Linked DNA regions of Homo sapiens: region 2 is linked to region 1. Evidence: chromatin loops called from intact Hi-C (ENCODE). Cell type or tissue: CD14-positive monocyte. All regions are shown on one strand. Each heading gives the region's core, and the rest is flanking DNA. Links, peaks and the distances in the headings are about the cores only.

The links. Hi-C counts contacts between places; a loop is a spot of excess contacts. Peaks named below come from ENCODE experiments on the same cell type or tissue, not always from the same donor. Only the 100,000 strongest peaks of a DNase experiment are listed, where the experiment ranks them.
Region 2: it touches region 1 in a loop (2.0-fold over the local background); 4 of 110 quality-filtered maps call a loop at or near these places.

What each region holds. Positions count from the first base shown.
Region 1 is chr19:11,129,515-11,137,465 of GRCh38, reverse strand. LDLR (low density lipoprotein receptor) reads right to left here. Exons shown (of 18, transcript NM_000527.5): 17 at 7,796-7,951; 18 at 3,646-6,185. The coding sequence ends at 6,150. Among named protein-coding and RNA genes, the nearest start is that of MIR6886, 20 kb to the right of the region's middle. In CD14-positive monocyte, for the core only: CTCF peaks have their summits at 6,122 and 6,321 (motif pointing right); a DNase peak (open chromatin) is centred at 6,345.
Region 2 is chr19:11,070,020-11,077,970 of GRCh38, reverse strand. No RefSeq gene overlaps it. Among named protein-coding and RNA genes, the nearest start is that of LDLR, 15 kb to the left of the region's middle. In CD14-positive monocyte, for the core only: no CTCF peak of the experiment used is centred there; a DNase peak (open chromatin) is centred at 3,250; H3K4me3 peaks cover 1,219 bases; H3K27ac peaks cover 972 bases.

The sequences.
Region 1 (7,951 bases), core at 3,952-7,951:
GATGGGGTTTCTCCATGTTGGTCAGGCTGGTCTCAAACCCCCAACCTCAGGTGATCCGCCCACCTTGGCCTCCCAAAGTGCTGGACTCAAGAGATCTTCCCACCTCAGCCTCCAAGTATCTGGGACTACAGGTGTGCGCCATCGCATCCGGCTGGTAATTTTAAAACTTTTTCTGTTGTTGTTGTCTGTTTTTTTGACGCAGTGTCTCGCTCTGTCAGGCTGGAGTGCAGTGGTGCGATCTTGGCTCAGTGCAACCTCGGCCTCCCGAGTTCAAGCGATTCTCCTGCCTCAGCCTCCCAAGTAGCTGGGATTACAGGCATGCGCCACCACACCCAACTAATTTTTGTATTTTTAGTAGAGGCGGGGTTTTGCCATTTTGGCTAGGCTGGTTTTGAACTCCTGACCTCAGGTGATCCGCCTGCCTCGGCCTCCCAGAGTGCTGGGATTATAGGCATGAGCCACTGAGCCCAGAAATTTAAAAACGTTTTTTAGAGATGGGGTCTTGCTATGTTGCCCAGACTGCTCTTGAACTCCTGGGCTCAAGCAATCCTCCTGCCTCAGCTTCCCAAGGTACTGGGATTACAGGCATGAGCCACGTTTGTGGACCTAACCACCCCAGTGTCGTGTCACCCCTGGGCCAACCCTGTCCCTCCTTCGATCCACCCAGTAAGGCACCATTGCCTGGGCTTCATCAGCCTGTCCCTGTTGGGCTCAGCCCGTGGGAGGCACTGGTGGGAGATAGAGCCTGGAGCGGGGGACAGGCTGGGCTCTTCCCCGCCTCGCTCTGCTGGGGACCATGTCTGCAGCACTTCTTTCCCTCCTATGAGTTTCTGGCTCTCACCAGCTCCCAGGCTCCAGAAACCACATCTTCCTCTCCTGGTTTTGTGGTGGTGGCGCTTTCTGCTGTTGCTTATTTCTGGGTTACCTCACCGTCCCCCTGTTTAATCTTGAACATTTTTTATGGTGCAGTCACCTGCCAGCATACCCGGCTAATTTTTTTGTATTTTTAGTAGACAGGGTTTCACTATGTTGGGCAGGCTGGTCTCGAACTCCTGACCTCATGATCCGCCTGCCTCAGCCTCCCAAAGTGTTGGGATTACAGGCTTGAGCCACCGCACCCTGCTTTTTTTTTTTTTTATTGAGATGGTGTCTCGCTCTGTTGCCCAGCCTGGAGTGCAATGGTGCCGTCATAGCTCACTGCAGCCTCAAAATCTTACCCTTTTTAGTAGAGACATGGTTTCACCATGTTGGCCAGGCTAGTCTCAAACTCCTGACCTCAAGTGATCTGCCTTCCTTGGCCTCCATTTTTAGAATAGATACAAAAAATTGCTACATTTTAGAAGAATATTCTAGAAGAATATTAAACAGAGTATGGGGACAGAAAAGCAACTGGCAGGAAGGAAGTTTTCTTCAGGGGGAGTTTCTCTAATGAAGTAACATTTGGCTTGGTGCGGTGGCTCACACCTGTAATCCTAGCATTTTGGGAGGCCGAGGCGGTAGACGACTTGAGGTCAAGAGTTCAAGAATAGCCTGGCCAACATGGCAAAACCCCATCTCTACTGAAAATATAAAAATTAGCCGGGTACGCGCCTGTGATCCCAGCAACACAGGAGGCTGAGGCAGGAGAATCGCTTGAACCCGGGAGGTGGAGGTTGCAGTGAGCCAAGATTGTGCCACTGCACTCCAGCCTGGGCAATAAAGCAAGACCTTGTCTCAAAAAAATAAATAAAATAAAATGATGTCAGGTCCTTAAGGACAGACAGGGAGATTTTCATTTCTTTTTTGTTTTTTTTTTGAGACAGAGTCTCGCTCTGTCGCCCAGGCTGGAGTGCAGTGGCGCGATCTCAGCTCACTGCAAGCTCTGCCTCCTGGGTTCATGCCATTCTCCTGCCTCAGCCTCCCAAGTAGCTGGGACTACAGGCGCCCGCCACCATGCCTGGCTAATTTTTTGTATCTTTAGTAGAGACTGGGTTTCGCCACGTTGGCCAGGATGGTCTCGATCTCCTGAGCTCGTGATCCGCCTGCCTTGGCCTCCCAAAGTGCTGGGATTACAGGCATGAGCCACCGTATCAAGACTTCATTTCTTTTTTTTTTTTTTGTAGATGGAGTCTTGCTCTGTTGCCCAGGCTAGAGTGCAGTGGTGCGATCTCGGCTCACTGCAAGCTCCAACTCCCAGGTTCACGCTATTCTCCTGCCTCAGCCTCCCAAGCAGCTGGGACTACAGGCGCCCACCACCACGCCTGGCTAATTTTTTGTATTTTTAGTAGAGATGGGGTTTCACTGTGTTAGCTAGGATGGTCTCGATCTCCTGACCTCATGATCTGCCCGCCTCGGCCTCCCAAACTGCTAGGATTACAGGTGTGAGCCACCACACCCGGCTTTCATTTCTTATATCCCCTGTAGTGTCCCACAAGCCTACGGCAGAGCATGGTTCGCACTTAGCACTCAACAGATATTTGTCGAGTGTATGAATGGATGAGCAGGGGACTTGACAAAATCTCCAACTCAGAGAAGCGACAGCAGAGAACACAATCACCAGCTCAGCCATCACAGCACCTGCCAGGCACTGTGGCAGCCCACGGAGATTGCATCTTGCCCGGAGTTCTGGGAGTCTTCCCCTTCTGGGTCCTTCTCCTGGGGAGTCCAATCCACAAACAGATGACAGAAGGAAGTGAGGCCAGGCGCGGTGGCTCACACCTGTAATCCCAGCACTTTGGGAGACTGAGGCAGGCAGATTACCTGAGGTCAGAAGTTCAAGACCAGCCTGACCAACATGGTGAAACCCCGTCTCTACCAAAAATACAAAAATTAGCCAGGCTAGGCCAGGTGTGGTGGCTCACACCTCTAATCCCAGCACTTTGGGAGGCCGAGACGGGTGGATCACAAGGTCAGGAGATCAAGACCATCCTGGCTAACACGGTGAAACCCTGTCTCTACTAAAAATACAAAAAATTAGCCGGGCGTGGTGGCGGGTGCCTGTAGTCCCAGTTACTCAGGAGGCTGAGGCAGGAGAATGGCATGAACCCGGGAGGCGGAGCTTGCAGTAGGCAGAGATCACGCCACTGCACTCCAGCCTGGGCGACAGAGCAAGACTCCATCTAAAAAAACAAAAAAATTAGCGTTGGCCACCCGCGGTGGCTCACGCCTGTAATCTCAGCACTTTGGGAGGCCGAAGCAGGTGGATCACAAGGTCAGGAGATCGAGACCATCCTGGCTAACATGGTGAAACCCCGTCTGTACTAAAAGAAGTACAAAAAAAAATTAGCCGGGCGTGGTGGCAGGCGCCTGTGGCCCCAGCTACTCAGGAGGCTGAGACAGGAGAATGGCATTAACCTGGGAGGCAGAGCTTGCAGTGAGCCGAGATCACACCACTGCACTCCAGCCTGGGTGACAGAGCGAGACTCTGTCTCAAAAAAAAAAAAAAAAAAAAAATTGGCCAGGCGTGGTGGCACTCACCTGTAATCCTAGCTACTAGGGAGGCTGAGGCAGGAGAATTGCTTGAACCTGGGAGGCGGAGCTTGCAGTAAGCCGAGATCATGCCACTGCACTCCAGCCAGGGGTGACAGAGCCAGGCTCCATCTCAGGAAAAAAAAAAAAACAAAAAGAAGCGCGCGAACAGAAGAACGTGCATCGAGTTTAGACAAATTGGTTCATTTAAGAAATTTAATTGATCACAGTAAGACATTCAGGCTACAAAAACCTTCTATACAGTGGTTTAAAAAGTGACACCCATCTCCCAGAAGCCACTCATACATACAACGGGGACATCATTCTCCCAAAAAGCGTTGCACACAGTCCAGTTCGTGCAAATAATCTTTGTACATAAAGAAGAGGCATTTCAGAGGCAATAACCCCCTACACAGGGCCCCGAGAATAGTCACTGAACAAATACAGCAACCAGGGTTTGCAAAAATAAATAGATTTTATATATATGTGTGTATATATATATATATAAGTGATAACAGTTTCAACCAATATACAAAGTGCAAACATAACAAAAAATCCCCACTATCTGTACAGGGACGCATTTACGTGCTCCGAAACCAGAAAGGCTTATCACGGTTCCCTGCACTGGGGGGGACACAGTGTTTTGTCCCTGGGGACAATTGCCAATCCCTTGTGACATCTTCACGCGGGAGTCTGACGGAGGCTGTCACTGTCTCTCCGGACATCAGTGCAACAGTAACACGGCGATTTCAGAAAGAACCTGAAGTCCCGTCAAACGATCCAGACTGGAGGATTTATTTATTTTTTTATAGTTGTATTTCTGAAATAGGGTCTTCATCTGTTGCCCAGGCTGGAGTGCAGTGGCTCGATCATGGCTCACTGCAACCTCCACCTCCTGGGCTCAGGCGATCCTCCTGCCTCAGCCTCCCAAGTAGCTGGGATCACAGGCACGTGCCACCGTACCCAGCTGATTTTTAACTTTTTGGTTTTTGTAGAGATGGGATCTCGCTTTGTTGCTCAGGCCTGGTCTCCAACTCCTGAACTCAAGTGATCCAGCTCAGCCTCCCAAAGTGCTGGGATTACAGGCGTGAGGCACCTGTGTCTGGCCAAATTCATTTTTTAAGAGATGGGGTCTTACTATGTTGCCCAGGCTGGAAAGCAGTGGCATAATCATAGCTCACGACAGCCTCAAATGCCTGAGCTCAAACCATCCTCCCACCTCAGCCTCGCCATGCCTGGCCAGAGGCCATGGGCTGCTGATGCACCATGCATGGTTTTTTTTTGTTTTTTTTTTTTGAGACGGAGTCTCGCTCTGTCGCCCAGGCCAGACTGCGGACTGCAGTGGCGCAATCTCGGCTCACTGCAAGCTCCGCTTCCCGGGTTCACACCATTCTCCTGCCTCAGCCTCCCGAGTAGCTGGGACTACAGGTGCCCGCCACCACGCCCGGCTAATTTTTTGTATTTTTAGTAGAGACGGGGTTTCACGTGTTAGCCAGGATGGTCTCGATCTCCTGACCTCATGATCCACCCGCCTCGGCCTCCCAAAGTGCTGGGATTACAGGCGTGAGCCACTGCGCCCGGCCTCACCGTGCATGTTTTAAACACATACCCATCAACGACAAGATTGGGGAAGTGAATGGCTTGGAGGCATTTGCATAGAAGTGGAAGCACTAGGTGGGCGGACATAAAGACGACAATGGCAGTTCTCGATATTCACGATCACGGCTTTGAAGTCCCGGTCAACCTGCCCCTCTCTGTCCCCGGCATTCATTGACACGGGCTTTCCCTGGCCTGGGATCCCATCCCAACACACACGACAGAAAACAGTGCAAAATAATAACACAAATGCCAAATGTACACAGTGTACAACTCTGAACTGAGAAAGTGCAAGGAGACCACGGGAATGGAAGTGGGTAGGGGTCGGGAGGATGGGCACCAGGCTGGTGTCCTGACAGCCACACCTGGGTGCAGGCCACGTGTCCTCACGGCCAAGGTAACCGGGTGTCTCAGGCACTTAATAAATATTAAGGGTGACCAGTGACTCAGGCTCTGCCTCTGGGAAGTGGCATCATTTGGTGAATGAGTTTGGTCTCGGTGCCACCACGGATTCAGCCAGATCATTTCCGACGCCATGAATCCCTTTCCTGGCTTAAGGAAGGTACAAACCCACCTCGAAAGACACTGGGTGGGTCATGATTCGGGGGTGACAGGGCAAAGGCTAACCTGGCTGTCTAGCAAGGCTTGCATAGAAGAGGTAAACACGTTGACTCCTGAGTTTAGGGGTTTGGCTTAGAGATTGGTGGATGAGGCAGGGCCAGGGGGTCCCGTTGGTGCCATCTGCTGTTGTGTGTTGAAAGCCACTTGCTTCTCTGGGCCTGACATCCCCTCCCCTTTCATCTTCCATGTTTGAGGATTGTGTCACGGTGGAGAGAAACTCAAAACTTCCTGGAGAGAAATGGAGGTGTCATCCTGGTCCCCCCGGGCCTGTTTCTCTTATCCTTCACGAGGAAAGGAAGAAACCAAAATCCCAACCCAAGCCATTGCATGGGCACTGTCCGAAGCCTGTTCTGCCTCCCAGATGAATAAATATATAAAACAAAGCTCTGGCAGGCAATGCTTTGGTCTTCTCTGTCTTTGAATAAAACAAGGCCGGCGAGGTCTCAGGAAGGGTTCTGGGCAGGGACGGGACTCCAGGCAGATGTTCACGCCACGTCATCCTCCAGACTGACCATCTGTCTCTGCCAACAAATGGTAAACAGCGGAAACTATCAGTCCAGCATTCAGGAAACACGGCTGGAGGCCACCTACTTCTCACCTCCTGGGCCTGGCAGCCTCCCCCAGCCTGATCCCCAAGCATGTTCCCCCAGGAGCCGCCAGAGGGAGACGGTGAGTACCGGATTCAGTCACTTCCCACCGCTCTCAGGGCAAAAGCCAAAGTCCTCCCCAGTGGCCCACAAGGCTCTGCACAACCTGCCTGGTAGCCTCCTGCCTTTTTACCCCTCTCTCTGTTTGCTCCAGCTACAACGGCCTCAAACCCAACAGGCACGGTCCAGCCTCAGGGCCTTCGCACAGGCTGTTCTCCTGGTTCAGAGAAGGCTACCTACCCTAAACCCCTTGTGTAAAGATCAAGGCGGGCGCAGTGGCTCACGCCTGCAATCCCAGCACGTGGGGAGGCCAAGGCGGGTGGATCACTTGAGGTCAGGAGTTCGAGACCAGTCTGGGCAACATGGCGAAACCTCGTCTCTACTAAAAATACAAAAATTACCCGGGCATAGTGTTGTAATCCCAGCTACTCAGGAGGCTGAGGCTGAGGCATAAGAATTGCTTGAACCCAGGAGGCAGAAGTTGCAGTGAGCCAAGATCACAGCACTGCACTCCAACCTGGGTGACAGAGAGAGACTCTGTCTCAAAATAAAAAATAAAAGCAAAAAAATAAAACACCTCCTCTCCCTTCCTCCCTCCTGGCCCTCTGGAAACCCTTCTTTGAATTTTTTTTTTTTTTTAAGAGACAAGGGCTTGCTCTGTCACCCAGGCTGGAGCGCAGTGACGCAATCACAAGTCACTGCAGTCTCAATCTCCTACCTTAGCCTCAAGCAATCCTCCTGCCTTAGCCTCCCTAGTAGCTGGAACTAGGCGCTCATCACCACACTGGGCTAAATTTTTATTTTTTGCAGAGATGGGGTCTTGCTGTGCTGCCCAGGCTGGTCTTGAACTCTGAGCTCAGGTGATTCTCCTGCCTCAACCTCCCCAAGTTCTGGGATCACATGTGTGAACCACCATGCCGGGCCTCTGAACTCCTTTTTTTTTTTTTTTTGAGATGGAGTTTTGCTCTTGCCTCCCGGGCTGGAATGCAGTGGCGCGATCTCGGCTCACTGCAACCTCTGCCTCCTAGGTTCAAGCGATTTTTCTACCTCGGCCTCCCGAGTAGCTGGGATTACAGGCGCCCACTCCCACGCCTGGCTAATTTTTTGTATTTTTAATAGAGACGGGGTTTTGTCATGATGGCCAAGCTGGTCTCAAACTCCTGACTTCAGGTGATCCGCCAGCCTCGGCCTCCCAAAGTCCTGGGATTACAGGCATGAGCCACCGCGCCCGGCCTCTGAACTCCTTTTGACTTTCTTTGCCCTGTCACCATCTGATGGAGCTCTCTATTTGCTTATCCAACATTCCTCTACACCACCAAGGCCATTGTCCGCTGACATTCTGAATGAGCGCACAGAAGCATTCACCTAATGCTGTCCTCGATCTGGAGGGCTGGGGAAGCCTCGGCCTGGTCCCTTGAGGATCATATGCCTCCAGCTGGGAGGGGGCCGCCATGGGCTCTGGCTTTCTAGAGAGGGTCACTCACCGAGGGGTAGCTGTAGCCGTCCTGGTTGTGGCAAATGTGGACCTCATCCTCTGTGGTCTTCTGATAGACGGGGTTGTCAAAGTTGATGCTGTTGATGTTCTTAAGCCGCCAGTTCTTCCATAGAAGGAAGACCCCCAGGCAAAGGAAGACGAGGAG
Region 2 (7,951 bases), core at 1,428-5,427, 57 kb after region 1:
GAATTGCTTGATCCTGGGAGGCAGAGGTTGCAGTGAGCCAAGATTGCGCCACTGCACTCCAGCCTAGGTGACAGAGTAAGACTCCGTGTCAAAAAAAAAAAAGAATGTCGTATGTATGGATTACCTGTGTGATTAAGAGGAGAAAGGTGGGCCGCGCCTGTAATCCCAGCACTTTGGAAGGCCAAAGTGGATCGTCTGAGGTCAGGAGTTCGAGACCAGCCTGGCCAACATGGTGAAACCCCGCCTCTACTAAAAATACAAAAAAATTAGCCGAGATCACGCCATTGCATTCCAGCCTGAGCAACAAGAGCGAAATTTTGTCTCATAAATAAAGAGGAGAAAAGTGAAATAAGCCAGTCACTGAAGTGGAGACACTGTAGGATTCAACTTATAGGCGGTCCCCAGAGTAACAGATTCACAGAAAGCAGATTCACAGAGTAGAACCTGGAGTAGAATTCTGGTTTGACCGTGATTAGGGAACGAGGCTGTGGGCTGGTTCTTACACTCGAGCATGTGTTGAGACTTGCCTGGTTTGAAATTCCCCTAGCACCAGAATAAAATGGGGGGTGCCAGGGGCTGGGGAGGTGGAATGGGGAGTGAGTGTTTCACGGGGACATAGTTACATTTGGGAAGATGAGAAAGGTGCAGATGGCTGGGAGCAGTGGCTCACGGCTGTAATCTCAGCAGTTTGGAGCAGACCACTTGAGGCCAGGAGTTCAAGATCAGCCTGGCCAATATGGTGAAACACCATCTCTACTAAAAATGCAAAATAATTAGCAGGGCGTGGTGATGTGTGTCTGTAATCCCAGCTACTGGGGAGACTGAGGCAGGAGAATAGCTTGAACCTGGAAGGCAGAGGTTGCAGCGAGCCAAGACCGCACCACTGCACTCTATACTGGGCGAGAGAGTAAGACCCTGTCTCAAAACAAACAAAAAAAAAGAGAAAGCTGGAGATGGACGGGGGCTGATGGTTGCACAACAATGTGAATGTGCTTAATGCTGCTGAACTGTGCACTTAAAAATGGTTAAGAGGGCTGGGCGCGGTGGCTCATGCCTGTAATTCCAGCACTTTGGGAGGCTGAGGCAGGTGGATCACTTGAGGTCAGGAGTTCGAGACCAGACTGACCAACATGGTGAAACCCCATCTCTACTAAAAATACAAAAATTGGCTGCGCATGGTGGCTCACGCCTCTAATCCCAGCACTTTGAGAGGCCAAGGTGGGTAGATCACTAAGTCAGGAGTTTGAGACGAGCCTGGCCAACGTGGTGAAACTCTGTCTCTACTAAAAATAAAAAAATTAGCCGGGCTTGGTGGCGGGCGCGTGTAATCCCAGCTACTCGGGAGGCTGAGGCAGGAGGATCGCTTGAACCCGGGAGGTGGAGGTTGCAGTGAGCCGAGATCACGCCACTGCACTGCAGCCTGGGTGACAGAGCAAGACTCCGTCTCAAAAAAAAAAAAAATTAACCAGGTGTGGTGGCACACGCCTGTAGTCCCAGCTACCTGGGAGGCCAAGGCAGGAGGATTGCTTGAACCCAGAAGGTTGAGGGTGTACTGAGCTGTGATCGTGCCACTGCCCTCCAGCCTGGGCAACAGAGCAAGACCCTGTCTAAAAAATAATAATACTAATACAAAAAGAAAACCAAAAAAAAAGAAAAAAAGGGAGGAAGGAGAGAGGAAGGAAAGAAAGGAGAAAAGAAAGGGGGCAGGAAGGGAGGAAAGAAGGACAGACAGATGGAAAGAGAAAGAAAAGAAAAGATTGTTTAAAACTCCTCCAAACCATCTGGCTAACCTTGGCTCCCAGCTTCTCTGCGTCAGCAATGACGAACTCTGGCCCTCCGGCTCAATGTCAAGGGCGCCACAGCCTCATGCATCTGTCTTGCCAGCCGACCTAACTCTGTTCCCCAGAACCCATAGGAATCCAGGGGGAAAAAGCCAGTGAGAAACCCCTGCAGGGGCCCCAAGACCTGTGTCTGTGTCTGCTCTTCTCCATCTGCATCTTAGTTCACAAGGCGACCCCATTGCCCTGCCTGGAATTGGGGCTCTGTCCTCGGTTGAATTGGTTAGAACTTGTGGTCTTAGGTCAAGGAGGAGACATCATCCCTGTCTCAGGGTGCGCTGGACAGGGCTAGGTGCCTGCCACACGAGCACTCTCCTTTTCTTTCCTTTTTAAATTAAAAAAACCTTTTTTTTTTTTTTTGAGACAGTTTTGCTGTGTCCCCCAGGCTAGAGTGCAGTGGCGTGATCTCAGCTCACTGCAAGCTCCGCCTCCCAGGTTCATGCCATTCTCCTGCCTCAGCCTCCCGAGTAGCTGGGACTACAGGTGCCCACCACCATGCTCGGCTAAATTTTTGTATTTTTAGTAGAGCCAGGGTTTCACCGTGTTAGCCAGGATGCTCTCAGTCACCTGACCTCGTGATCCACCCGCCTTGGCCTCCCAAAGTGCTGGGATTACAGGTGTGAGCCACTGCACCTGGCAAAAAAAATCTGTTTTTCATGTGTGTTTGTTTGGAGACAGGGTCTCACTCTCTCACCCAGGCTGGAGTGCAGTGGTGCAATCATGGCTTGCTGCAGCCTGGACCTCCCTGGGCTCAGGTGATCCTCCCAACTCAGCCTCCCCAGTAGCTGGGATTACAGACGTGTGCCACGACACCCGGCTAATTTTGTACTTTTAGTAGAGACGGGGTTTCACCATGGTGGTCAGGCTGGTCTCGAACTCCTGACCTCGTAATCACCCACCTCAGCCTCCCAAAGTGTTGGGATTGCAAGCGTGATCCCCCATGCCCGGCCCATCTTAACCACTTTTTTTTTTTTAGACGGAGTCTCACTCTGTCGCCCAGGCTGGAGTGCAGTGGCGTGATCTCGGCTCACTGCAAGTTCTGCCTCCCGTGTTCACGCCATTCTCCTGCCTCCGCCTCCCAAGTAGCTGGGACTACAGGTGCCCACCACCATGCCTGGCTAATTTTTTGTATTTTTTAGTAGAGATGGGGTTTCACCGTGTTAGCCAGGATGGTCTCGATCTCCTGATCTCATGATCCACCTGCCTCGGCCTCCCAAAGTGCTGGGATTACAGGCATGAGCCACCGCGCCCGGCCCATCCGAACCACTTGTAACTGCACAATTCAGAGGCATTAAGCGCATTCACACAGTTGTGCAACCACCACTACCGCCATCCATCTCCAGAACATTCTCAACTTCCCAAACTGAAACTCTGGCCACACCCCCTCCCAGCCCGTGGCACACACCATTCTACAATTCTAGGGACCTCTTATGAATGAGATCAGGCAGTATTTGTCCTTTCATGTCTGGCTTATTTCACTGAGCATAACATCTGTGTTGGAGCCTGTGTCAGAACTTCCTTCCTTCCTTCCTTCCTTCCTTCTTTTTTTTTTTAAGACAAGAGTCTCGCTCTGTCACCCAGGCTGGAGTGCAGTGACGCAATCTCGGCTCTCTGCAGCCTCTGCCTCCCGGGTTCCAGCGATTCTCCTGCCTCAGTCTCCCGTGTAGCCTGGCTTACAGGTGTGTGCCACCACACTCGGCTAATTTTTTTGTATTTTTAGTAGAGACGGGATTTCACCATGTTGGCCAGGCTGGTCTTGAACTCCTGACCTCAGGTGAACCGCCCCCTCCCCCCTGCCTCAGCCTCCCAAAGTGCTGGGATTACAGGCATAAACCACTATGCTCAGTGAGAATTTCCTTCCTTTTAAAGGCCAAATAATGTTCCATTGAATGGATACACCATCTTTTGTTTACCTGTTCTTCCATCCACGGACTCTTGGGTTGATTCAGCCTTTTGGCTGTGATGAATAATGCTGCTATGAACATGGACATGCAAATAATCTCTTTGAGCTCCCACTTTTTTTTTTTTTTCTGAGACGGAGTTTCTTTCTGTTGCCCAGGCTGGAGTTCAGTCGCGTGATTTCCACTCACTGCAACCTCCGCCTCCCGGGGTTCAAGCGATTCTCCTGCCTCAGCCTCAGTAGCTGGGACTACAGGTGTGTGCCACAACTCCCAGCTAATTTTTGTATTTTTAGTAGAGACAGGATTTCACCATGTTGGCCAGGCTGCACTTGAACTACTCCTGGCCTCAAGTGATCTGCTTGCCTCGGCCTCCCCAAGTGCTGCAATTATAGGTGTGAGGTACTGCGCCTGGCCATCCTGCTTTCAATTATTTTGGTGATATACCCAAAAGGGGAACTGCTTGGGTCCTATGGTAATTCCACTTATTTTCTGGAGAGGGAACCACCACACAGTTTTTAGTTTTTTGTTTTTTGTTTTTGAAATGGAGTCCCACTCTGTCACCCAGGCTGGAGAGCAGTGGCGCAGTCTCGGCTCACTGCAAGCTCTGCTTTCCGAGTTCACGTCATTCTCCTGCCTCAGCCTCCTGCGCCCGCCACATGCCCGGCTAATTTTTTGTATTTTTAGTAGAGACGGGGTTTCGCCGTGTTAGGATGGTCTCAATCTCCTGACCTCGTGATCCGCCCGCCTCGGCCTCCCCAAGTGCTGGAATTACAGGCGTGAGCCACCACGCCCGGCCTATTTTTGTATTTTTAGTAGAGATGGGGTTTCGCCCGTTGGCCAGGCTGGTCTCAAACTCCTGACCTCAAGTGATCCGCCCTCTGCGGCCACCCAAAGTGTTGGGATTACAGGTGTGAGCCACCACTCACCACCCCCGGGCAATCCTACTGATTTAAATGGGTTGGTGTAACTGATTGCAATTCTGACATACAGGCTTCAAAGAAAAAGTGCCACCTGCCCTTACGGGGCCTTCTGAGAGAGTATTTTACCTTAACTTTGATTTTGTGGACAGCCGTTTAGAATCACAATGAGCAGAAACCCTACCTCTGTCTTTTACTGTGTGACCTTGGGCAAGTTATTTTTCTTTTCTTTTTTTTTTTTTGAGATGGAGTCTCGCTCTGTTGCCAGGTTGGAGTGCAGTGGCTCTCGATCTCGGCTCACCACAACTTCCACCTCCCAGGTTCAAGGGATTCTCCTGCCTCATCCTCCTGAATAGCTGGGACTACAGGTGCTCACCACCATACCCTGGTAATTTTTGTATTTTTAGTAGAGACGGGGTTTCACTGTTGGCCAGGCTATTCTCGAACTCCTGACCTCATGATCTGCCTGCCTTGGCCTCTCAATGTGCTGGGATTCCAGATGTGAGCCACCGCGCCTGGCTTTCCTTTTTCTTTTTTAAAGGTTAAAGTAGGTTTCTTCTGGTCTGTTCAATAAAAGAACATAGTTTATGATCCATTTCAGTGATGCTGGTGTTTTTTTGTTTGTTTGTTGTTTTGTTTTGTTTTTGAGATGGATTTAGCTCTTGTTGCCCCGGCTGGATGGCGCAATCTCATCTCACTGCAACCTCCACCTCCCAGGTTCAAGCGATTCTCCTGCCTCAGCCTCCCAAGTAGCTGAGACTACAGGTGCCCGCCACCACACCTGGCTAATTTTTGTATTTTTACTAGAGACAGGGTTTCACCATGTTGGCCAGGATGGTCCCGAACTCCTGACCTCAGGTGATCCACCTGCCTTGGCCTCCCAAAGTGTTGGGATTACAGGCGTGAGCCACTGAGCCTGGCCAAAATTTCAGTCTTTTTAATGGCAGTGTAGTACTACATTGTGTATATACACCACATTTTCTTTATTCATTCAAACATTGATGGGCACTTAGGTTGATTCCATATTTTGGCTATTGTGAACAGTATGCTAATAAATAGGAGAACGTCTTTTTTTTTTTTTTTTTTTTCCTGAAACAGAGTCTTGTTCTGTCGCCCAGGCTGGAGTGCAGTGGCGCAATCTTGGCTCACTGCAACCTCTGCCTCTTGGGTTCAAGCAATTCTTCTGCCTCAGCCTCCCGAGTAGCTGGGATTACAGGCATGCACCACCATGTCCAGCTATCATTTACTTATTAAGAGGATTTATAACCAGTTTTTTTCTTTTTCTTTTGAGACAGAGTCTAATTCTGTCACCCAGGCTGGAGTGTAGTGATGTGATCACAGCTCACTGCAGACTTCACCTCCCGGATTCAAGCAATCCTCCTACCTCAGCCTCACGAGTAGCTGAGATCACAGGTGTGTGCCACCATGACCACCTAAGTTGTGAATTTCTTTTGTAAAGGTAAGGTCTCATTTTATTGCTCAGGCTGGTCTCAAACTCCTGGGCTCAGGTAATCCTTCTTGCTCAGCCTCCCAATGTGCTGGGATTACAGGTTTGAGCCACCACACCCGGCTTTTTTTCCCCCCTTTCTTCTTCTTCTTCTTTTTTTTTTTTTTTCTGAGATGGAGTCTTGCTCTGTCCCCAGGCTGGAGTGCAGAGGCGCAATCTTGGCTCACTGCAACCTCTGCCTCCCAGGTTCAAGCAATTCTCCTGCCTCAGCCTCCCAAGTAGGTGGGATTACAGGAGCCTGCCACCATGCCCGGCTAATTTTTGTATTTTTAGTAGAGACGGAGTTTCACCATGTTGGCCAGGATGGTCTTGATCTCTTGACCTCGTGATCCGCCCGCCCCGGCCTCCCAAAGTGCTGGGATTACAGGCTTGAACCACTGCGCCCTTCTTTTAAAAATAAAGACAGGAGGCTGGGCGCAGTGGCTCACGCCTGTAATCACAGAACTTTGGGAGGCTGAGACGGGCGGATCATGAGATCAGGAGATCGAGACCATCCTGGCTAACACGGTGAAACCCCGTCTCTACAAAAATCACAAAAAAATTAGCCAGGCGTGGTGGTGGGCGCCTGTAATCCCAGCTATTCAGGAGGCTGAGGCAGGAGAATGGCGTGAACCCGGCAGGTGGAGCTTGCAGTGAGTTGAGATTGCACCACTGAACTCCAGCCCGGGTGACAGAGTGAGACTCCGTCTCAAGAAAATAAATAAATAAATAAATAAATAAATAATAAATAAATAAAGACAGGACTCTCACTATGTTCCCCAAGGGGGTCTCAAACTCCTGACCTGAAGCGATCCTCCCGCCATGGCCTCTGAAACTGATTATAGGTGTGAGCCACTGTGCCCAGCCTGAACAGTTTTTCTAATGCACTCGTGTTTCTTCTTTGCAGTTCTTTTTTGGGGCCTCTAAAGAAATAAGAGGCCGGGCGCAGTGGCTCATGCCTGTAATCCCAGCACTTTGGGTTGCCAAGGTGGGCAGATCATCTGAGGTCAGGAGTTCAAGACCAGCCTGATCAACATGGCAAAATCCCGTCTCTATTTAAAAAAAAAAAAAAGCCAGGTGTGGTGGCGGGTGCCTGTAATCCCAGCTACTCAGGAGGCTGAGGCAGGAGAATCTCTTGAATATGGTAGGGGGAGGTTGCAGTGAACTTAGATCCAGCCACTGCACTCTAGCCTGGACGAGAGTGAGACTTCATCTCAAAAAAAAAAAAAAAATAGAAGTAGGAGGAACTTCTCTTCTGTCAATTTCTCTTTTTTCCTTTTGTAGAGACAAAGTCTTCCTCTGTCACTCAGGCTGGAGTGCAGTGGTGGGATTACAGCTCACTGCAGCCTTGCCCCCCTCAACCTAAGTTATCTTCTCACCTCAGCCTCCTGAGTAGCTGGGACTACAGGCGGACACCACCATGCCTGGATAATTTTTTTTTTTTTTTTTTGTAGACACGGTGTCTCACTATATTGTCCAGGCTGATGTCAGACTCCTGGGCTCAAGTGCTCCTCCTGCCTCAGCCTCCCAGTGTGCTGGGATTACAGGTGTGAACTACCATGCCTAGCCTCCCTGTCAACTTCTCAAAGTGCTTATTTATTCAGCATACACACTAGCATTTCCTTTTCTGTTTTCTTTTTTTCTTTTTTTGAGACAGAGTCTCGCTCTGTCGCCCAGGTTGGAGTCCAGTGGTGCAATCTGGGCTCACTGCAAACTCTCTGCATTCCGGGTTCAAGCAATTCTCCTGCCTCAGCCTCCCAAGTAGCTGGCTGCTACAGGCGTGCACCACCACACCCGGCCAGAAATATG